2 separate regions of the Homo sapiens genome follow, and region 2 is linked to region 1. The links are chromatin loops, found by intact Hi-C in ENCODE. Cell type or tissue: heart left ventricle. All regions are shown on one strand. Links, peaks and the distances in the headings refer to the core of each region. The heading gives the core; the rest is flanking DNA. Region 1 overlaps MXD1 (MAX dimerization protein 1). Region 2 overlaps PCBP1-AS1 (PCBP1 antisense RNA 1).

The links. A loop is a pair of places that touch in the nucleus more often than their neighbours do. Peaks named below come from ENCODE experiments on the same cell type or tissue, not always from the same donor. Only the 100,000 strongest peaks of a DNase experiment are listed, where the experiment ranks them.
Region 2: it touches region 1 in a loop (5-fold over the local background); 89 of 110 quality-filtered maps call a loop at or near these places.

What each region holds. Positions count from the first base shown.
Region 1 is chr2:69,919,133-69,934,971 of GRCh38, reverse strand. MXD1 (MAX dimerization protein 1) reads right to left here. Exons shown (of 6, transcript NM_002357.4): 3 at 13,207-13,236. It also overlaps a transcript of ASPRV1 not described here. Among named protein-coding and RNA genes, the nearest start is that of MXD1, 12 kb to the right of the region's middle. RefSeq lists an enhancer at 7,541-7,835. In heart left ventricle, for the core only: no CTCF peak of the experiment used is centred there; a DNase peak (open chromatin) is centred at 7,721.
Region 2 is chr2:70,057,294-70,073,132 of GRCh38, reverse strand. PCBP1-AS1 (PCBP1 antisense RNA 1) reads left to right here. Exons shown (of 11, transcript NR_033872.1): 5 at 13,453-13,490. It also overlaps a transcript of ASPRV1 not described here. Among named protein-coding and RNA genes, the nearest start is that of PCBP1-AS1, 22 kb to the left of the region's middle. RefSeq lists enhancers at 1,975-2,044, 1,982-2,276, 3,723-3,802. In heart left ventricle, for the core only: no CTCF peak of the experiment used is centred there; no DNase peak of the experiment used is centred there.

The DNA.
Region 1 (15,839 bases), core at 4,582-12,581:
TGTTTTTTATTTATGATGGGCTTCTTGAGACATAACCCCATCATAAGTCAAGGAGCATATATATCTGTGGAGTTATTTGTTGAAGCTTTATTTGTAATAGCAAAGATTGAAACAACCCAAATGACCACCCAGGAGGGAACTGGTTAAATAAATTATGCTACATCCACACCGTGTAGTACTATGTAGCTATCAAAAAGAATGAGAATGTGCTTTATGTCCTATTAGGAAAGATTTTCCAGATATATTGTTAAGTGGAGAAAAGCAAGATTCCAAACTGTGAGTATACCATGCTATCTTAAAGATGGAGGAAAACAAGAATCTATATTCATGTTTTCTTGTATGTAGACAAACTCTGGAATGACACATAAGAAACTGGCTGGGCAGGGAGAAGGCAAGGAACAGTCAGACAGAGATAAGGAAGGAAGTGATGGGGGTTTTTACTGAGTCATTTTTTATACTTTTTGTTCTTGGAGTATGTCAGACTGATGCAATGGCACGGAGTGGGAGAGGGAGAAGGGCTGGATGAAGCAGCAGCCACGGCAACTGACTGAAGAGAGAGCACGAGAGTTGCTCCAACTGAGAAATTTACATTTCCTTGAAATGGTTTGTGCTTTATTCTAGAACCTGGAAAATTCTATGAATGTAAGAAGCAGCTGAGATTTGGGGGTTTTGCTTAAGCTTACCACCTCCTTAAAGCCTTCCCAAGCCATCCTAGCTCACAGTGATTCCTCTATTTTCTAAGCACCACTTAACTGTTTATATTATTCACTGGGAAGTTCACTGTACTGCCTGACTTGTTTCATATTTCTTACTTAACCATTCATTGCAGTCTCCTTAGAAAGTCAGGATTGCAGCTTAATCATTGCTGTGCTGTCACCGTGCCTCAAACACACACATGCTTAATAAGTGTTTGCTGAATGGATTATGTCATCTATTCAACTAGACTTTAAGCTTCTAGAGGACAGAGTCCATCTCTACTGCATCTTTGCACCTTCAGCAGTGCTCAGAGTCTTCAGGTTTTAGATAACATTCATTGCCCACACACAACCTACTTGGAGCAGAGTTCCCTGGGGTCTAGGAGGCTCCCCTCCAGCTGAATTGGGAAACAATGCAATGCCTTATAGGTTTGCCCTTTTTCCTCTTAAGAATTGTACTGTAATAGCAAAAGTTGAAAATATAGACCAAAGAAAGGAAATGGCTTCAGAAAGCTATAGGACAGGTGAATATGCATGATATTAATGTAAGAAGTCAATTCACACTCTCCAGGGAGACTTCAGGATGTTCCCCTAAGGCAGGGCTAGTAAGCAAGGCATTAGACTTCCTTCCTTCTGAGCCTCCTGCCTCTTCTAGGTCATGAGGAAGTTGTCCTAAACTCTCCAAGGGTGCTCTAAGGCTTGGCAAGCTTGGGGAGTACAGCATTCATTTCTGAGCTAGGAAGAGGTAATAGCACAAGGGCTTTACTATTTTGTAAGTCTTTCACTTCTTCTGAAAAACCTGTCCATGTGGCAGAGTCAGAGCAAAGACTCATGTTACAGGTGTGCTCCTCCCACTACTGCATGTGGTGGGGACCAGGGAAGGGAAGAAAACTTGTATGTAAAATATACTTGTTCATCTTGGATAATATTCTTCAAAAAGAGCCATGAAAATAGATCATGTTATTAGAAACACTATGAGAAAGTATAATTTATACATTTATAAATTTGTCTATTTCTTGCCATAAAACTTATAGACTAATTTTCTTTTTTTGTTTTTTTTTTTTTTTTTTTTTTTTGAGACAGAGTTCTTGCTCTTGTCGCCCAGGCTGGAGTACAGTGCCGTGATCTCAGCTCATGGCAACCTCTGCCTCCCAGGCTCAACAGATTCTCCTTCTTCAGCCTCCTGAGTATCTGGGATTACAGGCGCCCGCCACCACGTCCGGCTAATTTTTGTATTTTTAGCAGAGATGGGGTTTCACCATGTTGGCCAGGCTGGTCTCGAACTCCTGACCTCAAGCAATCTGCCTGCCTCAGCCTCCCAAAGTGCTGGGATTACAGGTATGAGCTAATTTTCCAATTAGAAGAAAAAGTTCAAAAATTAAAATTATATTTAGATATTTTTCAGCCAGCTTGTTATTTGCAAAGACTGCATGATTCAGAACAGTGTCATTTTAGTACTTTTATGATGTTGGTTTATATGCAGATATGAGTGTGTGAATTTTTTTAGGAAGTTTGTCCACTGATAAAAATATAATAAAGTCATCTTTTGATGCATTGTCATTTCTAGCCTTATAGGAGTCTTGCCCAGAAAGTGCAATTTTCACTACCCAAATGTGGGTTTCCAAAGAACACTCCTAGTCGTGAAACTAGAAATAAGCCATTTGACTAATTCCAGCTGAGACTAATACTTGTTCATTCAGTGTTTTCTGGCCTAGTTCTACAAAAATAGGACCAGAATTCTTTCTGGATTTTTGCAGAGACCCAAAGCCAACTCTGTCTTTGGCAGTGTCTGCCTTGGCCTTCTCCGGCGCCTCACTGCTGCAGCCTGATGGCTGCCCCCTGCCCACATGCCACTGCCTGCAGACATCCCCACACTGGTGCCCGGGCCAACCACAGGAGAGCAATGAAATATATTAAGTAGACTCAGTTCTATCATACAGTAGTGAAATCCAATCCCTGAACCAGATAAAAAAGCAAACAGACCCCTCTGTTATGTACAGCTCCTACCAAAGCTCTCCAACCCTGACACACACACACATACACAGACACACATACAGACACACAAACTCCTGGGATCTAGAATCCCTCTGCCAGCCCTGAGTACCCACGGAGCTCCCAGATCCAAAACAAGCAGAACAAACACCCGTCTCAGCTCTCTTTTCTCAGTTCTGACTACTCCTGTGCCCTGCTGTCCCATTTTAAACCAGGTCAAACTCCCATTTGGGGAACTAGCAGGGGTTTTGCCATATATCCTCAACAGGAAGCCACCCGACACCTCAGTGTGACCCAGGAAGTTGACTCTCCTCCCATCACATCTTCTTCAGTCTTCCCTCTGTTGCCAAGAGCTACCTCCCATCTTCCTGGCACCCGGCTGCCTCTTCCTTTAGCACTGATCCACACTGCTTTGTACCTAGGCCATGGACTAACAAACTTCACCTTCTGACTCTTCAGAAACATAACTTTAATTATTCTGAATAAGCTGATATACCTTTGGTCTACAGTGGCATAAAGAAACCAATCTTTGAACTATAATAAGTCATGCTCTGAATCAAGTATGGCCCATAACTAGTAATAACAAATTTAGATACAACTATAGATTCTATTCAGTAAGTTTTAAGTATCCCAAATTTTGTTGATTTTTAATTTTTTTAAAAAATTCTGACTCAGTCACTATGCAACCAAATATTAATGCAGTGATTAAGAGTAAATGTCTGGAGAAATGTGGTACATATACATAATGGAGTACTATTCAGCCATAAAAAGAATGGGATCCTGTCATTTGCAACAACATGGATGGAACTGGAGGTCATTAGGTTAAGTGAAATAAGCCAGGCACAGAAAGACAAACGTTGCATATTCTCACTTATTTTTTGGATGTAAAAATCAAAACAATTGAACTCACAGACATAGAGAGTAGGAGGGTTACCAGAGGCTGGGAAAGGTAGCGGGGGTGGGCAGGAGGTGGGGATGGTTAATGGGTTAAAAAAAAAATAGCTTAAAAGAATGGATAACACCTAGTATTTGATAGCACAACAGGGTAACTATAGTCAAAATAATTGTATATTTTTAAATAACTGGAAGAGTAGAACTGGATGGTTTGCAACACAAAGGATAAATGCTTGAGGGGATGAACACCACATTTTACTTGATGTGATTATTATGCATTGCATGCCTGTATCAAACACCTCATGTACCCCATAAATATACAGACCTACTACATACCCACAAAAATTAAAAATGAAGTTAATATTTAAAAAAGAGTAAATGTTTGAGATCCTGGCTCTGCCACTTACTCCCTGTGTGACCCTGGGCAAATTACTTAACTCTGTGTAGCCTCAGTTTCCTCATCAGTAGAATGAGGGTGACAAGCGCCTCCCTGGGAGGGCTGTCATGGGTATTGACTGAGACAAGGTATGGAAGCCCTTGGGTCAGGGTCTGACAGGGAGTACTCTGTATATGGTAGCAGTTATTCTTTCAATCCTAGCTTCCTCTGTAGAAGGAGAATTGCTGTGAGCAAACACAGATAATAAGAGCACTATGATATTCCTTTTACAATCAATAGGGAACTCAAAAATGTCTCACTAGGCAGACAGAGGCTATCTGGCAAAATCCACTTTTCTGAATACTTCCTTGAAGAAAATGGACATCTTTTGTCATTAAAATAATTAATGGAAAATCTAATCCATTTTCTATGGAAACACAGAAAGTGCTTATGCTAAAAGTACTATTTCTTTACATTTACAAAATTAGCAAGGGTTTTATAAGGCCAATGAATGCAAAATAAAAGATTCCTTTATTTCCTGTTCACATCATTGAGAGTCAGGGGTAGAAAGGATTCCAAGGTTGGGAGGGAGGCAGCTGCCTCACTTCTGCTTGCTGCAGGAGCAAGTGTCCTGAAGAGTCTGGGCCTCCCTCCTTGATCTCGACTGCAATGGCCAAAGGAGAATAAAAATAGAGGCAAATATGTATTGACTTGGGAAGTCCAAGCACAGAGATCTTCACATATCTCATGTGCAATAGCAAGAAGAAAGTATAACATATTGAGGAGCAAATTTAAAACAGGTTGGGAAGGATCTATGGGAAGAAAACTATAAAACTTTGTTGAAAGACACAAGAAAATTGAGTAAATGAAAAAAATAGCAGATTCCTGGATATGAATCCTCCAAACAAAAAATGTCAATGTTCCTCAAGTTTGTTTACAAATTTAACACAATTCCAAGAAAAAAACTCCCAACAGTGTTCTTTTTAACACTGGGACTACACTTCATCTAGAAGAATAGATGTGTGTGACACTGCCAAAATTTTTGAATAAGAAGAATAATGAGGAGGAATGTGCTGTACCAGATATTAAATTGTATTATAAAGCTTCAATAATTAAAAACAGTGTAGTACTAATACAGGAATAGGCAGACAAATCAAATGAATAGGATAGAAATCCCCAGAAACAGACCTAAGAATAGATAGGAATTTAGCACATAAAGGAGATAACACCATAAATCCTTAGGGAAAGAATGGATTATTCAGAAAATGGCAAGAGAGTGAGGAGGTTAACATCAAAATAAATTCCAAACAGATTAAAGATTTAAATATAAAATATATTCAGATACCACGTATTTCTGCTGTTAGTTTTCCTTAACTTCTTGCCAGCCATGAATTACGGAAAGTAAATATCCAAGTAAAGGAAGTTATTAATGAAGAAGGTGCCAAGCTGTTTGAGGCACCAGCTCCTACCAGAGCTTTGGCACTGATAGAAAGCACCTGGGCTAACTCAGACAATTCTGACTGTAGCTCTTCTTATTTCTGCCTCCAGACCATGCTTTCTTGATTCTATCTATGGATCTCTCTCAGGCTAGTAGATCTGCAAATTGGGGAATAGATTCAACAGAGTAGGATTATTAGGTAGATGGTGCTATCTGTAGATAGTGCCTCCTGCATTAAATATACTATCCTTAAAGTTCTTCCTGACTTGGATGTAATCAAGACCAGAAGTGGTACCAAATGAAGGGTGTGTGGGTATGTGTGTGTGTTTGAAGGAAGCACTGTTATCTGTGATTAGTTCTCTTTATTGAAAGTGTAACAGGCTGGGCCGGGCGCAGTGGCTCACGCCTGTAATCCCAGCACTTTCGGAGGCCGAGGAGGGTGGATCACTTGAGGCCAGGAGTTTGAGACCAGCCTAGGCAACATGGCGAAACCCATCTCTACTAACAATACAAAAATTAGCCAGGTGCGGTGGCACACATCTGTAATCCCAGCTACTCAGGAGGTTGAGGCACAAGAATCGCTTGAACCTGGGAGGCAGAGGTTGCAGTGAGCCAAGATTGTGCCACTGTACTCCAGCCTGGGTGACAGAGCAAGACTCCATCTCAAAAAAAGAGAGAGAACTATTATGTTATGTTCTGCTGCTTTCTTAGGTCCCAGGCTATATTTTCTTTCTTTTTTTGTCTGCATTGTCAACCAGGCTGGAGTGTAGTGGTGCCATCACAGTTTACTGTAGCATCAACTTCGCAGACTCAATCAATCCTCCCACCTCAGCCTCCTGAGTAGGTGGGACTACAGGTTTTTTTTTTTTTTTTGGTACAGATGGGTCTCACTATGTTGCCCAGGCTGGTCTTGAATTCCTGGGCTCAACTGATCCTCCCACCTCGGCCTCCTAAAGTGCTGGGATTACAGTTGTGAGCCAGTGCCCCCAGCAAGTCTTGGGATACAATATTGAGTAAGATCAAGTCCCTACCTTTGAGGTAATTAAAATTTAGTTGGAGTGCTCAAACGTGTAGATGAATTATTGCAGAATGATTTGTAGGAGCTATATTCAAACCCTGATAGATATCAGCTCTCACCTAAAGTTATAGAATGGGCTCTCCTTTGCTCTTACCAAACATATTCTTTCTTTTCCCTCACCCTCAAACATCCCATCTGACTTAACTTCCTTCCAAGTTTTCACAGCCTATCATAACCTTCTTTTCCTTTCCAAATAGATCACCCTCAACAGGGTAGCCTGTTTAACTCTGAGGTTTCACCATTTTATCACCTATCTTGGTGTGGGCCAGACTTACCCAATTAAATAGCATCTTAAATCCTATAAGATAATTGGAGTTTGAACAAAAATAATTTTAGATATGGGTATGTATGAGCTGTATAATAAGGAAAAGAAGGTATTTAGTATAGAGTAAGAAGGAACAAGTTTTATTAATGGGACTTGTAAAATTAATCCCTTAAAATGTCAAGGGTCACAGGAGATTCTGCATTGAGAACAAAGCCCTACTGGGTTAAACAGAAAAAAAAAAAATCCAGGTGAAGACTACAAGTCACACTTTGAAGAGGGAAAAAATACTTTCCTCCTTTTTCTAAAATGATCCCTTTATAAACAATTGCCAAGTGCATCATTATTACCAACTTAATTGGAACCCTAAAAGGTTTTGAAGATTTCTCACAATTGTGCTGATAAATCTTTGTAGAAAATACAAAGATAGTAATATACTCAGTGAATAATACATAAATAGCAGTTAACAGTGGCTACATTTTGGAGAGATAAGGTCACTTCATTATTAAAGTATGAAATACATAAGTACACCACATTAATATCTCCTTTTCAGAGCCTAATTTTCAAATACAACATATATATTATAATCATACCTGTTGGCTCTATCCCACTATTTGACTATTAATGCCTATGACAAAAAGTAAGGGAATAGCCCCAGGGTCCCAGGTAGGAGACTGGAAATTGGTCAAATGACCAGCATGTGTCTCTCCTCCAAGTCTTGCCAAAGGCAGGTGTCATCTACTCAAGGGTTATAGTACAAGGAAGATGATTCTTGTGGTACAAATGTGAGTTCTTCTCCAGACCATCAATATAGATTGGATTTATACACTGATCGCTGTGTCTCTCCTTCGTAATAACCTTACCCCATGTTGCAACAAACATGGACTTGTTACAACATCCCAGAGTGAAATCTGAATGTGGTCAAGAAAGTTCAGAAACAATAAGAGTGATGCAATGCATACCACAACTCAGGCCCAGTGCAAAAGTCAGGCCCCAGCCCTTCCCATATAAGGGACTTGGTCATTTGAAAAATCAAAACCCAAAAGGAACAACTATAGGGACCTGTAATCAATTAGAATATTCTTCCAGAAGAGACCTGACTGAATTGATTTCTCATGCCAGACCAGATGCCACTGAAATACTGTTTGACCAAATGGAAATAACAGCTTAGATTGGGCTGCAGAGTCTTCCCCATGGAGCACACACAGAAATCTTCTGTCACAGGGTCAGAAGACTCTGGCAGAGGTAGTAGCTCTAGACCAGGCACCTAATTCTAGCAAGAGCTGCATATGTACCACTCCAGAAAAATGGATGTCTACTATTAAAGGAGACGCCAGAGCCATCTTTTGAAAAAAGAGTCTATTCTACCACCTGGCTCCTGACCTATTGGCTGTAGCTTATATGTGTTTGCTCAGTCTCCATTTGCTGAGGGATTCATTGAAAGGCTTTGTTTTAAATTGGAGGAATTCTCAGTTAAGAGAAAGAAATAGCAGAATTATCATCAATAAAGGGTATGTAACAACAAAAGATTCAAATATGTTTATATTCCAACAATAATCAATTAGTTAACTAAGATGGGAAACCAATAGCAATCTAAAAATATATAAATCCAGGAATACCTTTTACAGGACATGTATAAGACCTGTGTGGAAAACTTTGCTACAAAACTTTGCTTAGAGACAGAAGAGAAATCTGAATAAATTAAGGCACATACCAAATCCTGGATGAAAAGATCTAATATATAAGCATGAACTTTTAAAGGTTAATTTATATTGGAATTATGCAATGTCAATTTTTAAACTCCCCAAAGAATTTAGGGGTTGGGGAATTCACAGATTAAAATTTTTTTCAGGAAAAATAAACTGGTGAAAATAGATAAGGGCATGGAAAAAAAAAAAGGAGAATGAAAGGGTATATATTGGCACAGGAAGAAGAGATGGATCAATGGACTGGAAGAATAAGTCTAGAAAGAGACTTAGCCATAAACAAAAATAAGTATACACCAAAGGTAGCAACTTGAATCAGTGAGGGAAGACTGATTCTGTATAGCTAAATGATAAACTGGACAGTTATGTGATAGAAAAAGTGTCAATATCTTTCATATATGTCCTTTATATTATGGAAACTTTTTAAAATAAAGAAAAAGATAAATTCTTTAGTAGAAAATTGGGCAAAGGCTATTTAATAGACAATTCACACAAAGAGACACACAGAGTCAAAGACATAAAAATTGTTCAACTATGCTAGTAGTATGAGAAATGCAAATTAAAACAAGTTGCCTGTGTGTTTTTTTATTTTTTACTTATCAAACTCATAAAGGTTTTAAGTTATAACATCAACTTGTGAAGTGCAGGGAAAATAATGCCTGTAACCTGCCTGGTGGACAATCCAGCAATCCTAAAAACGTGTTCACCACCAATTCCATAGCTATACATTTATCCTAAGGAAATAATTATGATGTTGGACAGAGATTTTTCTACAGGTGGTTTAAGAAAGCATTGTTTAGGTTCTGGGAAGAATCTAAACCAGGGGACTGATTATATGAGGTTTAACATATTCATATAATATAATACTGGGCATTAAGTAATGTTGAAAAAGGAGATTTAATGACATTGGAAAATGTTTATAACTGGAAAAGATGCTACAAATTATTACTATATGATCCCATGTTGGTTAAAAAAAAGTACACACAAAAGTCTAGATGGATATAGAACAAATGTTAGCAGGTGTTACCTCTGAGAGGCCTATTACAGGTGATTTTTATATTCTTTGTGCTTTTCTGAATTTTCTAACTTTCTACACAAAACTATATTTTCAGTTCTTTTCCAAAACAATTGGAAAGATATATTTTCAAGTTCCATTGGTTTTCTCTGAGTGCTAGAACTATGGACAATTTAAATTTTTAGTATTATTTTCTATATTTCTCAAAATTTTCTGCAAGATTAGTTTAAAAAAAGAAAAGAAAAACCACACACACACACACACACATACCCCACCCTCCCAAGGGTGTTTTCTTAGGAGATCAGACCCAGAAAATTAGCTAAAATGCAGAGAAACACAGGCCATGTGCTGACTGACAAACCCCCTGTAGAGTGATATTAATCTGAGCTCCTCCACAGCAGTGCGTAGTCTTTACTGGATTCTGTAGTCCCAGCACCTACTACACGGCATCTTAGGTGCTCAACACCTATTCTGTTGAGTAGAAAATACTACCACCACCACCATTCTAGAAGTCTTTTCTTTTATTGTCCCACCAATGCGAAGATACTTCAAAGTGTTGGTGTTGGGTATAATATCCTTACAGTGGAGTCCTGATAACATAGAGTAACACTAATTATTTACAATCTCTAAAGTGCCATAGAAAAGGTTTCCATTCAAGAAAACTAACCCAAGTATAATCAACTCTGCAATATCAAGAAAAGGGAAAATCCCACTGTTAGAAGTTCTTTTCCTAAGTTGTCTTTTCTTCTTCTTCCTTTTTTTTTTGAGAGCCATGGCAATCTTTTTACACTTGATTTTAGCCAAAAGGCCAAGAAGCAATGAAAGCCATGATAATCTTTTTATGCAATGTTATCAGGTAAAAAATGGCTAAAGTATATTAGCATTTACCCGAGTGGTATTCTTTTATAGAACTCAGCTACTAAAACCAGGGAGAGTACAAAAACAGCTGTTCAGCTGACCTCCAAACCCTGAAGTTCTTAAGCATCCATGCTAATAAGAGAGTGGAGCCCAGCAACTTTAACCTCCCCTGAACTGCAGCAACCAATGCTTGCTTAAATTAAGTAAACTGAGTCCTGATTTTCCTTCTGTTCTGTTCACATGCTCTAGACTAGAAAGATTATCAAGACCTTAAAAGACCAAATTCCAAAAAAGAAAAGAAGGAAACTAGATAACTAATCCTTCAACAAGCAAAGGTTGATTGGTCATATACAAGCAAGCTCAATTACAGGCAGCTTGCCTAGTGGTGACTTCACGTTCAGTTTTCCAGAATTTTTACCTCTAGCTTCTTGTGCACATCCCAATCTTAGCACTTAGTATATTAACTGAAACTGTCTCTGCATCTTTCCCATTGGACAAACTGCACATTTTTCTGGGATGGGGACCTTGCTGATTTAATACCCTACTATGAACGCATTTAATACCCAGTAACATGTACAAGTTCTGGGGCCACCATAGACAGAAAATAAACATCCCTGAGGTGCTATAATAAATAATACAATTGACATTCTGTGGCATTCCTGCAGAGGCAAAAGTCACAAAGTTTTAGTAAGTCTTTATGTGAAGCGATCAAATTTTAATAATAATAAAAATAAATACCAAACTAAAGTATTAGAGGGGCGAAGAACTAGAAGACTTTTCAGCAGAAATAGTCCCGGTTTACCCACATCACTGCAAAGGCAGGAAGAAGGGAGAGAATCTGAAGAGAAAATCTAAAAATGAGAAAGAGAAGCCACAACTGACTACCTTTCCCCTTTAAGAAGAGATACTTTTGAGTTTCTAGTTCATGATATGTAAATAGCTAAAGCATAAAGGAAGCTCCAACTTAAAACATGGTCAGTCACAATCATAGAACAATTAAAAGGGAAGACGATGGGATGAGCAGAAGCATATATGCAGTGAGGCACACTCAGCATCACACACACACACACACACACGAAATTCCATAGTGGAGTAAAGCTAACCGCCCTCTTCCCAGATTCTACCTGCCTGGGAAGGGTTTAGTCTGCCCTTTCACTGATTAAACATAAATATCATTCAGATCCTGACTTTCAGAGTCAGGCTCCTTTTTCAAAGAGGGTTGGCAGGAAATAACCACATGTCTTTATAGAGCCATCATTACACATCCTTTTCTTGTTCATGCAGGGCACTGAGAAAGCACTCAATTTGGATGGGTAGCCCGCATTTCAAATTGATGGGAGCTCAGAGACCAGAATGAGGCTAGTTCAATGGTTCTCCGCCATGGCTGCACATGAGAATCACCTGGGGAGCTTTTGAAACATACGAGTGCAGAGCCTCAACCCAAACCAATTAAATCAGAATTGCTAAGGGTAAGGTCTGGGCATTATTTTGTTTGTTTGTTTGTTGGCTTTTAAAAGCTCCACAAAAAGTTATCATTAATTTTTTTCAGTATGGTAAAAGCAAGTGGTTTTTTTTTTGTTGTTGTTTTGGGTGTTTTGTGTGTTTTTTTTTTTTTTTGGTGTTTACTAGAGATACAAGAAAATTTGCTTTAAAATACTTCATGGGAATAGGTGGTTTTGCTTACAGAAGACTGGCAAAATGTTGATAATTACTGAAGCTGGGTAATGGATACATAGGAGTTGATTACATTAGTCACTCTACTTTTTTTTTTTTTTTTTGAGACGGAGTCTCACTCTGTTGCCCAAGCCGGAGTGCAGTGGCGGGATCTCGGCTCACCGCAACCTCCGCCTCTAGGGTTCAAGCGATTCTCCTGCCTCAGCCTCCCAAGTAGCTGGGATTACAGGCACGTGCCACCACACCTGGCTAATTTTTGTATTATTAGTTGAAACAGGGTTTTGCCATGTTGGCCAGGCTGGTCTCGAACTCCTGACCTCAGGTGATCCACCCACTTTGGCCTCCCAAAGTGCTGGGATTACAGGTATGAGCCACTGTACCTGGCCAGATTTGAAATTTTCTATAATAAAAAGTTATTTTATAGAATCAGCAGAAATAAACCTTTGTTCTCTACCCTCACCAGAAAAATATACAAGTGTATGTGTATAATGTATTTAATATAAAAATATGTTTAAAAATACACAGAAAGCTTTGCAAGTGATTCTAATGTGCAACCAGAGTTGAAAACCACTCGGCTGCCTCACTGAAGGAGGGGCAACTTGATTTGGAAAATAAAGATTTAAGTAAGCAGCAAGAGGCAATCCAGGTGAGAGAGATTCCACTCAGGCTGCGGCAAGATGGAGCCCAGTGAGGGTGGCAGTCCTCCTCTAGTTAGGCACCATCTCCAATTTCTGCCATGCATACATTTGCCTGAATTTTGAGACTCTTCATTCACAAGTAAACTGCAAATACACATACATACACGTTAATACACATGTGTTAATATATACTTACATGTATATTATGTGTATATATATCTGTGTATATGTATTTTAGATAACACTGCCAATGATATTCAGTAGCATGTAATTTTTTTAAAAACACTATTTGTGGAAATGTTGCCTCTGACTAAAATGCTTTGGTCTGTGGAATAGTCATTCAAAGGCCTTCTTCAGGAGTGGGCTGGTGCGGGTGAGGGTTAGGGGTGTGGTCTTTTAACTGGCAAGCTCTACATCTACCTAAGTAATTTATGAGCGATGCTGCTTAGAGGGCGCTGGGTGAATTCTGAAATCAGGTGCTACTAGTGGGAAGAGTCAAAAAGAGCAACCAAGTTTGAACTGCATGAACAGAGAATGCAACAAAGCTCCCCGCATTCCACCTCCCAAATCCCCAACTCACCTATTCTTCTCCATTTCATTGTGAGTTGATCTGAAAGAGGGAACAATAAGAGAAGAATAAGATATTTTTGTCTTAAAGAACTACTTCAACACCAACACAATTCTTTTAACTTCTTTCTCTCCAAAGTTGATAGGAGAGATGTAGAAAGGCAGAAAAATTCACTGGGCTCTACTAAAAAAATTAGTCCATTTGAAGAGTTAGATAAATGTAAATCCTAAAATAGAGTTCAAGGTAAAGCGACAAACCAAGAAGCATGCCTTCTCTAGTGGAAAAATAATCCATTTTAAGACAAGAAATAAAAGGGGTCTATTTATACAAAAACAGCTGCACGATGCAATGTGAATTTGCGTTATATAATACGACAAAGCTTTCTGTAGGCTAAGGGTAGAACAGGGGAGGTAGCACCCCTACCCCACCCCTGCAGTTTTCCCTAGGGGTAGCATACACCAAAATTTTGTGTAAAGTTGCTTGACTATATTGTTTTAAATAGTAAAATAACCCCCTTCCCCAAACTTCTGACTCCCTGAAGTAACTATCATGTACAAGATGCTACTGTTAAATAGCAACCAAATGATTTTAGGAAGGGGTTTCCAAAGTTCAGCTCAATATAAAGATGATAGGTTGCTTAAAGCAGAAGTTAGTGAAATGTGAAGTCCAGCTTTGCCACTGATATACTGTGGAATGAATAAAATTCTTTACCATCCTGTTACTGGTTAACCTGTCTATAAAATGAGAATAAAAATAATTACGAATTATTTACTGAACAAGTATGGACCAATGAGGTAACAGCTGTAAAACTGATTAGAGAGCCTTGGATGAAAGGTGTGATGGATATGAAACCATATGATTAGTGTATTTATGGCTGACCTTAAAGACAAGGTCTGGCCTAAGACTTTATGGACAAGTTACCATAAAGTCATAAGAAGTCAATGTGGCCCCTTTAGTGTCCTCCTCACACAACCCCTTCCTAACCAGTTATAAATTTGGAAGAAGCTACCAGTATTATAAAGGAGCTGAATCTTGCTTGACCTTTCTATGAAAATTCTCTAGAATTTAACCAGCTCAGGAGTTTACTCCCTGGTTCAGCTCATGAATTCTGTGGGGCCATAATCAGCACCTTACTGGGCTTAGGAAATAAATTCTCACAGCAATCATGGAGGAATACCACCTCAAGAGTGCTCAGCCACTCATTTACATCAGGGGCACCAACATCAAGTTCACTCATCAGAGAATGGGGGTAAGGAGAGTGAATGTGGGGGGATGGCAGCGGAAGTGAGGAGGTTGTCTTGAAATGAGAAATTTCCAACCTAGCATTAAACTTCTCTTTCACAGGGATCTTAGGAATCAATTTTTATTCACGAAGAAAAAATAAATGAGAAAATGACAGTATTTTAAGTTTAGAATATTTGTTTTCTAGGTAAACAATATATGGACCTCATGTATTCAAACCAATCCAAAATTGGTTAACTTAAAAGTTTCAGGCTAGGCGCAGTGGTTCACATCTGTAAGCCCAACACTTTGGGAGGCCGAGGCAGGCGGATCATGAGGTCAGGAAATTGAGACCATCCTGGCCAACATGGTGAAACCCTGTCTCTACTAAAATACAAAAATTAGCCGGGCGTGGTGGCGCGTGCCTGTAATCCCAGCTACTCCCTTGAACGAGGGAGTTGGAGGTTGCAGTGAGCTGAGATCGTGCCACTGCACTCCAGCCTAGCGACAGAGGGAGACTCCATCTCAAAAACAAAACAAAACAAAACAAAACAAAACAAAACAAAACAAAACTTTAAAATGGTCAGGCATGGTGGCTCAGACCTGTAATCTCAGCACTTTGGGAGGCTGAGGCAGGAGAATTGCTTGAGCTCAGGAGTTGGAGACCAGTGTGGGCAACACAGCAAGAGCCCATCTCAATTAAAAAGAAATAAAAGCTTTACACTGATTCACTTGGTTATCCCTCAGCATTCTCCAGTCACATTGTTCTGAAGGTTTATTGCCTTCAATGGCCAACAGGATACTATAGTTAACAAGAATCTGGCATATACTGCAAACCTTTGGCTCTAAAGCACGTGGCATTTTAACTTTAACCGGGACTAGTAAGTTCAAAGCCTGACAGATTTTTTTAAATGGATGAAAGTAGATGGGCATAGTGGGATCCCAGCACTTTGGGAGGCTGAGGTGGGTGGATCACTTGAGGTCAGGAGTTCGAGACCAGCCTGGCTAACCTGGCGAAACCCCGTCTTTACTAAAAATACAAAAATTAGCCAGGCATGGTCACATACGCCTGTAATCCCAGCTACTCGGGAGGCTGAGGCAGGAGAATCACTTGAACCCAGGAGGTAGAGGTTGTAGTAAGTCGAGATGGTGCCACTGCATTCTAGCTTAGGCAACAGAGCGAGACTGTCTAAAAATAAATAAATAAATAAAATAAAATGGATGAAAGTATATGCCAACAGTTGGTTGAGATTACCCTCTTTAACTGTAGACAAGGACCACCCCTTGTAGGTGGAGGAGAGGAAAGTGAATAGGTTGAGAAGAGAGTAGAAAATAACAGCACACAGGAAATTCTTACCAAAATATTTCTGGATTCTTTGAAAATATATAAACTAATAAATAGAGTTATATACTTATGCAAAATT
Region 2 (15,839 bases), core at 6,784-14,783, 140 kb before region 1:
TCAGTTCTTAGGACATCGTTGTTGAAAAGCTCTCATTGGTAGAAATATAATCATAATTTTTTGAGATAGGGTCTTGCTCTGTCACACAGGCTGGAGTGCAGTGTTGGATTACAGCTCACTGCAGCCTCAACCTCCCTGGCACAAGCGATCCTCCCCCTCAGCTTCTCCCTTCTCCGAGTAGCTGGGACTACAGGCACATGCCACCATGCCCGGCTGTTTTTTTTTTTTTTTTTTTTAGTTTTTTATAGAGACAAGGTTTCACTATATTGTTCAGACTGGTCTCGAATTCCTGGGGTCAAGTGATCCTTCTGCCTTGACCTCCTGAAGTGCTGGGATTACAGGCATGAGCCACCATGCCCTGCAAAAAATTATTATTTTTGTTTTTATTTTATTTTATTTCATTTTATTTTTGAGACGAAATCTTGCTCTGTCGCCCAGGACAGAGTGCAGTGGCACAATATTGGCTTACTGCAACCTCTGCCTCCTGAGTTCAAGTGATTCTCCTGCCTCAGCCTCCCCAGTAGCTGGGAGTACAGGCACTCACCATCATGCCTGGCTAATTTTTTTATTTTTAGTAGAGACAGGTTTCATCATGTTGGCTAGGCTGGTCTCAAACTCCTGACCTCAAGTGATCCTCCCGCCTCGGCCTCCCAAAGTGCTGGGATTACAGGCGTGAGCCACTGCGCCCAGCCACCTGGCCTTTTTTTATTTTTAAGAGATAGGGTCTTGCTTTGTCACCCAGGCTAGAGTGCAGTGGTGTGATCATAGCTTACTGTAGCCTTGAACTCCTGGGCTCAAGTGATCCCCCTGCCTCAGTCTTCTGAGTAGCTGGGACTACTGTGTGCCACCACACCAGGCTAATTCTAAAAATTTTCTGTAGAGGCTGGGTGCAGTGGCTCACACCTGTAATCCCAGCACTTTGGGAGGCCGAGGTGGGTGGATCACTTGAGGCCAGGAGTTTGAGACCAGACTGGCCAATGTGGCGAAACCCCATCTCTACTAAAAATACAAAAGTTAGCTGGGCATGGTGGTTCACATCTGTGATCCTACCTACTCGGGAGGCTGAGGCATGAGAATTGCTTGAACCCAGGAGGCAGAGGTAGCAGTGAGCTGAGATCGTGCCACTGCACTCCAGCCTGGGCAATAGAGCGAGACTCTTTCTCATAAAAAAAAAAAAGAAAGAAAAATTTTTGTAGAGACTGGGTCTCGCTATGTTGCCTGGGTTGGTCTTGGACTCCTGACCTCAATCAGTCCTCCCGCCTTGGCCTCCCAAAGTGCTGGGATTACAGGCATGAGCCACTGTGCCCTGCTGAAAATTATTTCTTGTTTTGAATTGAAATCTAATTGAGACTTCTCATTAATTTAATTTTTGTTTTTATTTATTTATATTTGAGACGGAGTCCCACTCTGTCACCCAGGCTGGAGTGCAGTGGCACGATATCGGCTCACTGCAACCTCCACCTCCTGGGTTCAAGTGATTCTTCTGCCTTGGCCTCCTGAGTAGCTGGGATTACAGGTGTGTGCCACTACGCCTGGCTAATTTTTATATTTTTAGTAGAGATGGGGTTTCACCATGTTGGCCAAGCTGGTCTGGAACTCCTGACCTCAGGTGATCCTCCCACCTCAGCCTCCCAAAGTGCTGGGATTACAGGCGTGAGGCACTGTGCCCGGCCTAATTTTAGACCAGTACCCCGGAACTATACAGAATAAATGTAATACATCTTCCACATGCAAACTCATGAACCTTTGAAGACAGTCTTCCTATGTGTAAGACATATTTGCAGTTTATCCTAATACCTAAACTTGCTTTCAGTTCAGATCATTCTGCACAGAAACAATTTCTACTTCTCCCTACTTTGTAAATGCAGTCTGACAAATCTGTGCTTCACTTAGGATTATTTAGTTACAAGGTGAGTATGCTTTCCTTTCCTCCTTGAAGAATGAATTGATGGTGAGCTAAGTCTTTACAATTGTCTGTGAGTTTGGAGGGTTTGCAGTCTCCTACTCTTGTAATCATTAGGAGGTCAGGCTGCTGCCCTGCTGCATACGCCATCAGAGCTCACAAAATGGCTGGAAGTTTATCCGGGCACTTGACAAACTGCATTTACTTCATCAGGCCACTAGGTGATGAACAACTCACAAACCCAGACTGCCAGGGACTGTGGTGTACAGGGCAGTTTCTGTTTATACTTGGAAAGGCCATTCGAAGTCATCTGGTCCAAACTCATTAAAAGGTTTTTGTTGGGGAGGGGAAACATGTTTTTTATATAGTTTGTCTTTCCTGGCTTTGTTACAGTTAAATGTTAATTGCCTGGGACATTTCCTTTTTTTTTTTTTTTTTTTTTTTTTGATACGGAGTCTCACTCTGTCACCCAGGCTGGAGTGCAATGGCACAATCTCGGCTCACTGCAGCCTCCGCCTCCCGGGTTCAAGCGATTCTCCTGCCTCAGCCTCCTACAGGCGTGCGCCACTGTGCCCAGCTAATTTTTGTATTTTATTTTTTTAGTAGAGACAGGATTTTGCACTGTTAGGCTGGTCTCGACCTACTGACCTCATGATCGCCCGCCTTGACCTCCCAAAGTGGTGGGATTACAGGCGTGAGCCACCACTTCCAGCCAAGTAGGACATTTCTTTGAGTGATTTTCTTAGAAGGGGGGCATGAGTGGTACTTTCAAAGTCTTTTTATGTCCAATTTCTTTTTAACCTTCGTGTATGAATGATATTGTGGTTAGGTTTAGAATTCTTGGAATACTAGTCCTAGTCTCGACAAAGTCTAAGTAGCTTTCCAGTGTTTTGAGTTTCTGGTGATACAGATGAGAAGTCCAATGGGATTTTTTTTCCTTGTAAGTAATAATCTGTTCTCTTGTTCTGGAAGTTTGTGAATTTTTATTTATGCTTAGAGTTTCCTGTGGTATGCTTCTGGTATGTCTTTTTTTTTTTTTTTTTTTTTTTTGAGATGGAGTCTTGCTCATGTTACCCAGTCTGGAGTGCAATGGCACGATCCCAGCTCACTGCAACTTCTGCCTCCTGGGTTCAAGCGATTCTTCTGCTTCAGCCTCCCGAGTAGCTGGGATTACAGATGCGTGCCACCACGCCTGGCTCATTTTTGTATTTTTAGTAGAGATGAGGTTTCGCCGTGTTGGCCAGGCTGAGGTGTATGCCTTTTAAAAATAACACTTGTTGGCACTTGATGAGCCTTTTAGACTTAAAAACTTAAAGTCTTTTTTCTGTTCAAGGTTGTTTTATTGCTTCCCTTTCTTTTTTTTTCCAACCTCCTTACTTTATAGAACTCAGAAAGGTGAAGTGACTTGTCCAAGCTCATATAGCTAGTTACAGATGAACCTCAAGCAAATAACCTGACTCCTTTGATGAACTAGACTTTTGTGTATTGAATATTGCTCCATTGAGAGGGCCATTATGAACAACTTAGAAACTTTTTAGTGAGACAGGAATTTTGCCAAGCCTTTGTGGGGAGATGAAGAAGGAAGAAGAGATAAAATTCATTATTTGTGGCCCATTTGAAGGGCTAAAGAATTCGCAAGTTCCCTGGTATCTCAGTTATTGAGCTACCCCGAAGCTCTAAAATGTAATAAAACCAGGAAGTTGCTTGAGCACTTGGAGAATTAGATTTTTAGTAGTCAGGAGTTGGATAAATGTGGTCATGCCCTATTGTAAATATCAAAAACATATAAATGGCATCCGAAGGCTTGGAGACAGACATCATAAACCATGTCTTATCAGTGGTCTGGTTTCTGTTTTGAGTTCCAACCTGGGATGCTTCTGTGGGAACCACCTGTTCCTGGCTCTGTTGATCTTTGGATTTCCCCAGCCCTTCAGTCCCTTTCAGTTTTGAAATGAAACCTACCCCAGAGGGCGAGGTCAGGTTACGAAGAGGACTTTGACAGCTCACCTTGGGTTGTTTTTTTCCCCCAGAGCTGTCTAGTGTGTGACTGTGTGAGGTGTGAGGCTCAGCAGGCTGTGATACAGATTAATTGATGGTGAATCAGCTGTTGGGTAAGGCCTGGGCTGTGTCATTTTTTGGGTAACCAGGAAAACATGACCAAATACATTGTCTTTCATCTATAGAAAGTTGAAACTTAAGGGTACAATCACCAGAAAGCTGCCCATGATCTCTGCCTTTGGTTTACTGACGAAGGAAAGGCTTTTTTTTTTTTTTTTTTTTTTTGAGACAAGAGTTTTGCTCTTGTTGCCCAGGCTGGAGTGCAATGGCACAATCTCTGCTCACTGCAACCTCCGCCTCCTGGGTTCAAGTGATTCTCCTGCCTCAACCTCCTGAGTAGCTGGGATTATAGGCATGTGCCACCACGACTGGCTAATTTTGTTATTTTTTTTTTTTTTTTAGTAGAGACGCGTTTTCTCCATGTTGGTCAGGCTGGTCTCGAACTCCCGACCTGAGTCAGGTGATCCGCCCGCCTTGGCCTCCCAAAGTGTTGGGATTACAGGCATGAGCCACTGTGCCTGGCTGAAGGAAAGGCTTTAACTTGCCTTCATCTTTCCTCATTTGTAGATCTTCCTTACCTCCTTTCTATTCACATCTCTAGCTTCCTGCTGCTGCTCTAGCTACTAAACCTTTACATAATGTGCCTTTTGGAATTGGTGCTTTGGAAGTGACTCCTCTAGATACCCCTAGAAACCCCCGTTCTCCAGCCAGACTCACAGAATGCAGCTTGCCGCCTCCTTTTTCTGTAAACCTGGTTTCCATAAGATTGCAGCACTTCATTTGGAATCTTTACAAGTGAAACTAGCTCTTTCTTCAACCCACTCCTTACCACTTCACCCCTGACTTTGCCTGACTGTACTTCAGCCCCATTCCTCAGCACTCCAGAGCTGCCTCCAAATGGCCAGATACTTTCAGATACCTTTTGCTCTTTGAAATTTCTGCTGGCCAGGAGGCCAGCAAGGCCACTTGATCACTGTCCTTGAAGCTGGCATCTATACCCATTTCCCCTGTGTGTGTTGCGATTTTGGTGTCTGATCTCTCCTCCTGGGGCTATAGCCCAGGCTCAGAGATTGGTGACCAGGGCTTGCCTGGAGCCAAGGATTTGGGATAGAGTGTGGACTTAGGGGGCTTGGTGTTAACATTTCAGAGGTAGACAGATGAGAAGCCAGAATACGTGAACCTCAAGGCCAGTGGAGGATGGGAAGGACAGAGAGAATTTAGTATCTGAAGCAAAAGATGACCTTTGTAAGCTTCTCCTCCTGCCCAATCTTTTTGAAAAATTATTTAATTTACAGAGAATATAATAAATGATATTTTTAAAATACCAAAACATTGTAGATCATATTTTGGCTATTCCTGTCTCCCCATTTCAGTTATTTCTGTATTCACTAGAGGTAATGTATTGGTGATTTGGAATGTACCTGCCATACTTCTTCCTGTGTGTTTATTTACACATGTATGAACCCAGAAAAAATTTAAAGTATTATTTTTTGTTTTATTTAATTCTCTATACAAGTGATATAACATCTTATGTATCATTCTGGTATTTTCTTCTATGATTTAATAACATGCTTTGACAGTATTCCATGTTAGTACAAACAGGCATATCTCATTCTTTTTGGTGCTGGATAGTATTTCATAGAATGGATATGCTGTATTTTATTTGGCTATTTTTCTATGAAGACATTAAGGTATTTCCAGTTTTTGGGTGATCTCAACCTCTTTGGCAGCTTCAGTTACCATCTACACGTGGATGATTCCCAAATCTCCAGCCCAGATCTCTAGACCAGATTATCCAATTGCTTACAACCCCACTGGGATGTCTTGCAGCCCCCTGCTTTTTCTCACTTGCTCCTTCTCCAGTGCCCAATCATATACATTATAGACAGTATGCAGCGGCTAAAGCCCCAAACCCAGTAATGATTAATCATTCCTTCCTTCCCTTCCCACGTCTGACAACCAGTCACTAGGACTTGTCCTCCCTACCTCCTCAGTATTTCTTGAATCTAATCATTTTCCCTCTCCATTGCTACTGCCCTGTACGTTAGTTTTTAAATTTATAAAAGAGTACTTCTGAGGATTAAGTGAATTAATATATATAAGATGCTTAGAATAATAGATTGGTACCTACTAATTGCTATGTGAATCTTAGTTGTTATTATCATCATCTTAGTTTATATAATCCATTATCATCACTGCTTCCAGTCTTAATTTTATTCACCCCTACCTCCATTCCAGTCTCCACACTACAGCCAGAGTGATCTTCATAAAATGGAAGAATGGGCCAGGCGTGGTGGCTCATGCCTGTAATCCCAGCAATTTGGGAGGCCGAGGTGGGAGGATCGCTTGAGCCCAGGAGTTCAAGGCAACATAGTGAGACCATGTCTCTACAAAAAATAACAAATTAGCCAAGTGTGGTGCTGGTGAACATCTGTGGTCCCAGATACTTGGGAGGCTGAAGTGGGAGGATCATTTGAGCTTGGGAGGTTGAAGCTGCAACGAACTGTAATGATGCCACTGCACTCCAGCCTTGGTGACAGAGGGAGACCTTGTCTCAAAAAAAAAATAAAGTAAAATGTAAGAATGATTGCTTAAATGATAATTCTCCTGCTTAAAAAGATGTCAGTGAGGCCAGGCGCAGTGGCTCATGCCTATAATCCCAGCACTTTAGGAGGGAGGCCAAGGCAGGTGGATCATCTGAGGTCAGGAGTTCGAGACCAGCCTGGCCAACATGGTGAAACCCCATCTCTACTAAAAATACAAAAATTAGCTGGGCGTGGTGGCAGGCACCTGTAATCCCAGCTACTCGGGAGGCTGAGGTAGGAGAATCACTTGAACCTGGGAGGTGGAGGTTGCAGTGAGCTGAGATTGCGCCATTGTACTCCAGCCTGGGCAACAAGAGCGAAACTCCATCTCAAAAAAAAAAAATGATGTTAGTGATGTTTCCATTGAACTGCTTTGTGTTTTGGAGACAGAGTCTCTGTCTCCTGGGCTTGAGTGCAATAGCATGATTTCGGCTCATGCAACCTCTGCCTCCCAGTTTCAAGCGATTGTCCTGCCTCAGCCTCCCAAAGTGCTGGGATTATGGGTGTGCACCACCATGCCCAGCTAATTTTTGTTATTTTTAGTAGAGATGGGGTTTCACCATGTTGGTTAGGCTGGTCTCGACCTCCTGGCCTCAAGTGATCTTCCCACCTCAGCCTCCTGAAATTCTGAGAGTACAGGCGTGAGCCACTGCACCCAGCCTCCATTGAGCTTTTAATGACTTCATTTTATTGAGATACCTGATTTTTCTTTTCTTTCCTTCCTTCCTTTTCTTTTTCTTTCTTTTTTTTTTTTTTTTTTTTTTTTTGAGTCAAAAGCCTCGTTCTGTCACCCAGGCTGTAGTGCAGTGGTGTGATCATAACTGACTGTACCGCTCTGGGCTCAAGGGATCTTCCTGCCTCAGCCTCCCCAGTAGCTGGGACTAAAGGCATGCGCCACCACACCTGGCTAATTTTTAAAAAAATTTTTTGTAGAAACGAGGTCTCACAGCTGGTCTCTGTGCCACTGCACCCTGCCCCTGCTTTTAAATGCTATCTCTTCAGACAGGTCTTCCCTTGACTATCTAATGATTCTAAAGTATCTACCCATATGCTTTTATTAACATCACCTGATTTTAATTCTGTGATCGCACTTATCAATATATTATAATTTTCTGGTTTATTTACATATTTGTTTATAGTCTTCTCCAATTAAAAGAGAACAGGAATATTGTCTTTTTTTTTTTTTTTTTTTTTTTGAGATGGTGTCTTGCACTGTTACCCAGGCTGGAGTGTAGTAGCGCCATCTCGGCTCATTGCAAGCTCCGCCTCCTGGGTTCATGCCATTCTTCTGCCTCAGCCTCCTGAGTAGCTGGGACTACAGGCGCTAATTTTTTGTACTTTTAGTAGAGACGGGATTTCACCGTGTTAGCCAGGATGATCTCGATCTCCTGACCTCATGATCCACCCGCCTCAACCTCCCAAAGTGCTGGGATTACAGGCATGAGCCACCCACCGCACCTGGCCTTTTTTTTGTTTTGTTTTGTTTTGTTTTGAGATGGAGTCTGGCTCTGTTGCCCAGGCTGGAGTGCAGTGGTTCGATCTCGGCTTACTGCAATGTCTGTCTCCTGGGTTCAAGCGATTCTTGTGCCTCAGCCTCCTCAGTAGCTGGGATTAGAGACGTGTGCCACCATGCCTGGCTTAAGTTTTGTATTTTTAGTAGGAACAAGGTTTCACCATGTTAGCCAGGCTGGTCTTGAGCTCCTGACCTCAAACGTTCCGCCTGCCTTGGCCTCCCAAAGTGCTGGGATTACAGGTGTGAGCCACTGTGCCTGGCTGATATTGTTTGTTTTATTCATTGTTGTATTCCTAGCACCTAGGACAATGTCTGACACATTATTGACAATACTTGTGAAGTGAATAGTAAAACAACTTTCTTTGTCCTATTAGGCCCTTTTGGCCTCTCCAGCATCATCTGCATCAGTCACCTATCTTGACCTTCCCATCCTCCAGCTCATGACATCTCTTTAGATGTGCTTTCTTGCTGCAAGGCCTTTGCGTGTGCTCTTCATTGTGCCTAGAACACCCTTCCTCCCATGCTCTGCCACTGCCTGGATATCTCCTATTCATCATCTAAGTTATAGCTTAGTATACATATAACTTCACCTGATTAGCCTTGATCCTACAACTCTGCATGCATTGCCATTAATTATCATATGTATTGTAATTATTTTGTTGTCTGTGTCCTTCACTAGACTGTAAGCTTATGTTGTGCTCACCATGAATTCCTAGTCAAAGCTTATCAGCAGTGGCTAGAAGGACCTTTGAGGTGGGGCACTAGGGAGGGGGATAGAGTATTGGGGGCAGCACCTGAGGTCTAGGAAGCTGTGCTTTAGGATGTCAGGGTGAGTTTTAAACACTGGCCCTTGGTTCATTGTCATTCTTCCTATTTCGTCCATCTTTGGTAATTCCCTTGTTTGCCTGGATGAACCATCTAAAATGATTAAGTCATATCCATGAAACCAGGGTAAGCCTGACACAAAACACTTGCTCATGAAGGGAGCATGTGTCCTGAGGATAAAGGTTGAGAATCTGGGTAGGCATATTATTAACTTCAGGTAGCTGAGGGCAGAATAACTGACAGCGGAGTAGAATTCTAAGCAAGGAAGGAAGCAAAAGGCCTGAAGGATAAGATGAGACAAGGCTGAAGCAGGATCATTAAATCATAAACCTGGAGCACCTGGATAGTGAGTAGAGTGTAAGAAGGAACAGGGCAAGCAATTCAGGATTAGAGTCATAAATAATCTTGGGGATTACTTAAATCATCTTTTAGCATTCTTACCTCTTTAGTTTGGAACCAGCTTTTGGATTATAGAAAGGATCAGATAGTTGACATACAAGGATTTGAGTGAGAGTGTATATTACTTTCTCTGTATTTTATGGGCTCTTTACTTTAAAATGAAATCCCCAGAAATCCTACCTTAACTTTTCCCCCACCTAAATTTCTGCTGCCAAGAGCCTATCCATTCTTTTAAATATGTCAGGTTCAACTCCCTTATCTTTGAAACAAGTTGCATGTACAGAAGCCTGCAGTAGTCCTGGAGCTTCCTTCAGACAGGGTGAAGGGAGTGAGCTCTCTTCAGGCTACCTCCTCCCACTGAACCAGGCATAGGAGCTGGCCTCAGCAGCCTTAGGAGTTCAGGACTCTGTTCAACATGAATCTGTGGAATTTCTCTCTGAATTTTGGGGAGAGAGTATTCTGTAGAATATAGTACGGGACTCTGTCAGTGAGGCATAGCAAAAAGTACTGGAAGACTGGCTGGATGTGTGTGAATGGTGGGATCCGAAGGTATGTAGGAGTGGGCATCAAGGTTTCTGACCTGGCTCTTAAATTTTGACAGCGTTAGGGGGCACTCATGTGCCAAGTAGAGAGTCTTGAGGGGTAGCGCTAGTCCCTGGCCCTTAGAGGTGTTCTGAATGTTTTTGTATGTAGCTCAGAGCTCTTTTGCAGGCTGATGGGGATTCATGAAGATAGAGTACTTACTGAGGAACGGTGTGTTCTGTTTTGAAGATTGGATGGAGTGGTTATGTGCACAGACTGGGCAGTCTATGGCCTGGTCATCTAGTCTCTGTGAGGTGAGGCACCTGCATTTCCTTCCTAGGGCCATGCTGGGAAAACCAACCTAAGAGAGCTGGAGATCATGACTATTGTTAGTGATTTCCCTGAGACTGCTAACTGTCTTTGCTTGCTCCTTCTGTTCTCTTAAGTCCCATGGCTGTAATGTCCTGCCTTCTATTTTCTGCTTTGGGACCTTCAAATTCCATAATTCATTCAGACTTCTCTTTCTAGAGACAAGGTCTCGCTATGTTGCCCAAGCTGGAGTGTGGTGGCTGTTCACAGGCGTGATCATAGCACACTACAGCACTGAACTTGAGCTCAAATGACCCTTCTGCTTCAGCCACCCAAGTTGCCGGGATATAGGTGTGCACCATCACACTTAGCTCAGACTGCTCTGTCTAGATTACTTAATGCCCAGCTTGACTCTGGCTTTACATAGTACTCTAATTATGACATTGACAGCCAGCTTCAAGTAAGGGCCTTTCTTCATTAGCCTTGTTCCTAGAGCTATGGTTTTGAAGCTTTAGTGCATCAGAATTACCCATGAGGGTGAGAGAGGGGGCGCTGGATACTTGTTTAAAATGCAGATTTCCTGGTATCAACTGCTAGATACTCTAATTGAGTAGGTTTGGGGTGGTGACCAGGAATCTGCAGCTTGATCAGCCTGCCAGGTGATTCTGACACCAGTCATCTGGTCTCCAGATCATATATATATGTATTTTTTTGAGATGGAGTTTCGCTCTTGTTGCCCAGGCTGGAGTGCAATGGCACGATCTTGGCTCACTGCAATCTCTGCCTCCCAGGTTCAAGCAGTTCTCCTGCCTCAACCTCCCAAGTAGCTGGGATTACAGGCACCCGCCACTATGCCCAGCTAAATTTTTTTTTTTTTAATTTTTTGTATTTTTAGTAGAGACGGGGTTTCACTATGTTGGCCAGGCTGGTCTCGAACTCCTGACATCAGGCAATCCACCCACCTCAGCCTCCCACAGTGCTGGGATTACAGGTGTGAGCCACCGTGCTCAGCCAAAGATATCTATGATATCTATTTTCTCCTTTTTTTTTTTTTTGAGACAGAGTTTTGCTCTTGTCACCCAGGCTGCAGTGCAATGGAGTGATCTCAGCTTACTGCAGCCTCCATCTCCCAGGTTCAAGAGATTCTCCTGCCTCAGCCTGCAGAGTAGCTAGGAATGCAGGCGTCCACCACCACACCCAGCTAAATTTTTTGTTTTTATTTTTGTATTTTTAGTAGAGACAGGGTTTCGCTATGTTGGCCAGGCTAGTCTTGAACTCTTGACCTCAGGTGATCCACTTGCCTCCCAAAGTGCTGGGATTACAGGTGTGAGCCACTGCACCCGGTCCTCCAGACCATATTTAGAGAAAAGGCAGGGAAAAGATTTGAGTTCTTTACTTGGATCCTGCAGTATCTGGTCCTTGCATGTTTCTCAAGTCTCATCCCAGGCCCCTTCTTCCCTACTGCTGGCACCTTCATCTGCTCACAGTTCGTTGACCCCTTCTCCAGTAGTTTCTGGCCTGAAGGCCTTTGCAGTGCTGTATAGCCTCTGCCTGGAACACTCTTTACTGTGCATAATGTCTCAATTAACTATCCCTAGGTTTTTTTTTGTTTTTTTTTTTTTTTGAGACAGAGTCTCACTCTATCACCCAGGCTGGAGTGCAGTGGCATGATCTCAGCTCACTACAACCTCTGCCTCCCAGGTTCAAGCGATTCTCCTGTCTCAGCTTCTCAAGTAGCTGGGACTACAGGCGTGCGCCACCATGCCCGGCTAATTTTGTATTTTTCATGGAGACGGGGTTTCTCCATGTTAGCCAGGCTGGTCTTGAACTCCTGACCTCAAGTGATTCACCTGCCTCGGCCTCCCAAAGTGCTGGGATTACAGGCATGAGCCACCGTGCCCGGCCTGTCCTTTGCCTTTAATTGTCAAGTAAGCATTATCTCCTTTTGAAGGGCTTTTCTGGCCGCTCTATATAAAGAAACTGTTAGCACCCCATTTGTTTACATAAGACCACTTAACTGTTTGTCTTTCTCTCCTGGTGGGTTTTAAGCTCTGTGAGGGCAGGGAACTTGTTCCTGGTTATGTATCTTCAGGGCCTAGTATGTAGAGACACTCAATAACTACTTGTTGACTAATCCACATTTTTATTTTCATGTTAGTATCTGTGTTGTTGGATCGTGTGTCTGCACAACTTTTTAAAATTGAGACAGAGTTTCGCTCTTGTTGCCCGGGCTGGAGTGCAGTGGAGCGATCTCAGCTTACTGCAGCCTCTGCCTTGCAGGTTCAAGCAGTTTTTCTGCCTCAGCCTCCCAAGTAGCTGGGATTACAGGCATGTGCCACCACACCTGGTTAATTTTGTATTTTTTTTTAGTAGAGACGGGGTTTCACCGTGGTGGTCAGGCTGGTCTCAAACTCCTGACCTCAGGTGATCCAGCTGCCTCGGCCTCCCAAAGTGCTGGGATTACAGGCGTAAGCCACTGTGCCCGGCGACTATGCCCAACTCTTGCCCTTTGTATGTATTGTTGCCTTTGCCAGAAACACCCTTTCTCATGTCAATTTGGCAGATTCCTTCTTGTCCTTTACTACTTCTTTAAGCATTTCTTTGACTTCTGAGACAGTGCAGGTTCAACAGAGACAGCACTTTGTCCTCTTTAATAGGCTTTTTTTTTTTTTTTTTTTGAGATGGAGTCTCACTCTGTTGCCCAGGCTGGAGCGTGGTGGTGTGATCTCGGCTTACTGCAACCTCTGCCTCCTGAGTTCAAGTAATTCTCATGCCTCAGCCTCCCGAGTAGCTGGAATTACAGATGTGCGCCACCACACCCAGCTAATTTTTGTATTTTTAGTGAACATGGGTTTTACCATGTTGGCCAGGCTGGTCTCAATTTCCTGAGCTCAGATGATCCGCCTGCTTCGGTCTCTCAAAGTGCTGGGATTACAGGCATTAGCCACCACACCTAGCCTTCTAACAGGCTTTTCAACCATATATTGTGATTTTACCTGTGTAGGAGATAGATGGTAGCGTCTGTCTTTTACAGTTGACAACCCAGAGGCTCTAAGACAGGTGTCCCCAACCCTAGTCTGTGGCTCATTAGGAACAGGTTGCCCAGCAGGAGGTGAGTGAGTGGTGGGCGAGTGAGCAAAGCTTCATCTGTGTTTTTACAACCATCACTCGCATTACTGCCCGAGCTGTGCCTCCTGTCAGATCAGCGCAGCATTAGATTCTCATAGGAGTGGGAACTCTATTGTGAACTGAGCAAGTGAGGGATCTAGGTTGCATGCTTCTTATGAGAATCTAATGCCTGATGATCTGTCACTGTCTCCTATCTCATCTAATTGCAGGAAAACAAGCTCAGGGCTCCCACTGATTGTACATTATGGTGAGTTGTATAATTATTTCATTATATATTACAACATAATAATAATAGAAATAACGTGCACAATAAATGTAATGTACTTGAATTATCCTGAGACCATTCCCTCCCCTTTGTCCATGGAAAAATTGTCTTTCATGAAACGGGTCCCTGATGCCAAAAAGGTTGGGGACGTCTGCTCTAAGAGATTAATTAACTTGGAAATGGCAGAACTGATACTTGAACCCTGATGTATCTAAGGAGCCCTCATTTCTACCTCACTATGCTCCCTCTAAGAAAACCAATCAGTGTGCATACCTATGTAACAAACCTGCATGTTCTGCACATGTAGCCCAGAACTTAAAGTATAATTAAAAAAAAAATTCAATTTACCATAAAAAAAAAAAAAAAAAGAAAACCAATCAGCAGACTGAGAGACACTGAAGTGAAAGAGGTGCTTTTAAAAAAATTAGTTGGTGGGCCAGGCACGGTGGCTCACGCCTGTAATCCCAGCACTTTGGGAGGCTGAGGTGGGCGGATCACGAGGTCAGGAGATGAGACCATCCTGGCTAACGTGGTGAAAACCCTGTCTCTACTAAAAAAAAATACAAAAAATTAGCCGGGCGTAGTGGCGGGCGCCTGTAGTCCCAGCTACTCAGGAGGCTGAGGCCAGGAGAATGGCGTGAACCTGGGAGGCGGAGCTTGCAGTGAGCCGGGTTGGCGCCATTGCATTCCAGCTTGGGTGACAGAGTGAGACTCTGTCTCAAAAAAAAAAAAAAAAAAAAAAGTTGGGTAATAAAACTTAAAAAAAAATTTCTGGCCAGGTGCGTAATTTCTGCCAGTAATCCCAGCATTTTGGGAGGCTGAGGTGGGAGGATCACCTGAGGTCAGGAGTTCAAGACCAGCCTGGCCAACATGGTGAAACCCTGTCTCTACTAAAAATACAAAAATTAGCCGGGTGTGCTGGCAGGCGCCTGTAATCCCAGCTACTCAGGAGGCTGAGGCAGGAGAATCGCCTGAACCTGGGAGGTGGAGGTTGCAGTGAGCCGAGATCATACCGTTGCACTCTAGCCTGGGGTACAAGAGCGAGACTTTGTCTCAAAAAAAAAAAAAAAAAATTTCTTCAGAGTAAAGGCGTGGTGGTTTACACCTGTAATTGTAGCACTTTGGTAGGCTGACACAGGCTGTCACTTGAGGCCAGGAGTTCCAGGCCAGCCTGGCCCACATGGCAAAACACTGTCTCTACAAAAAATACAAAAATTAACTGAGTGCAGTGGCGCGTGCCTGTAGTCCCAGCTACTTGGGAGGCTGAGGCAGGAGAATCGCATGAACCCGGGAGGTGAAGGTTGCTTGAACCCAAGAGGTGGAGGTTAACTCCAGCCTGGGTGACAGAGTGAGACTCAGTTTCCTCAGAGTTAAACACGTAAAATGAATAATTTTGACAAGAAATTTATAAAGACAGCAGAGTGTAAAGGGTGACCATAGCATTGAGAAGATGATGTGTATTTCATGTATTTCCTTGATCATATCCGTGATTCCTTGTGGTACTGATAAAGCCAACACATACAGCCTGGTAGAAATGAGCTTGGCCATGCGTGTTGGCTCACGCCTGTAATCCCAGCACTTGGGGAGGTTGAGGTGGGCAGATCACGATCAAGACCATCCTGGCCAACATGGTGAAACGCTGTCTGTACTAAAAATACAAAAAATTAGCTGGGCATGGTGGCATGCGCCTGTAGTCCCAGCTACTCGGGAGGCTGAGGCAGGAGAATCGCTTGAACCTGGGAGGCAGAGGTTGCAGTGAGCTGAGATTGTGCCACTGCATTTCAGCCTAGCCACAGAGCGAGACTCTGTCTAAAAAAAAAAAACAAAACAAAAAAATCGTTTTACTGGCTGGGCGCAGTGGCTCATGCCTATAATCCCAGCACTTTGGGAGGCCGAGGCGGGTGAATCACTTGAGGTCAGGAGTTCAAGACCAGCCTGGCTAAAATGATGAAACCCCATCTTTACTAAAACTACAATAATTAGCTGGGCGTGGTGGTGCATGCCTGTAATCCCAGCTACTTGGGAGGCTGAAGCAAGAGAATTGCTGGAACCTGGGAGGCGGAGGTTGCAGTGAGCCGAGATCACACCACTGCACTCCAGCCCGGGCAACAGAGCAAGATCCTGTTTCAAAAAAAAAAAGATACATAATGGATGGTTGGTTGCAGGAAAAAGAAAAATGACACAGATATACATAAACAAGCTGATGTGGAACAATCTCCAAGATCTGTCATTAAGAGAAAACTAAAGAAAAGTGCAAAATTGTATTTATGGTTAGTGTGCTAGTGTTAGCATTTATATGTAAAAAGAGGAGAAACTCTGTATACTTGTTAT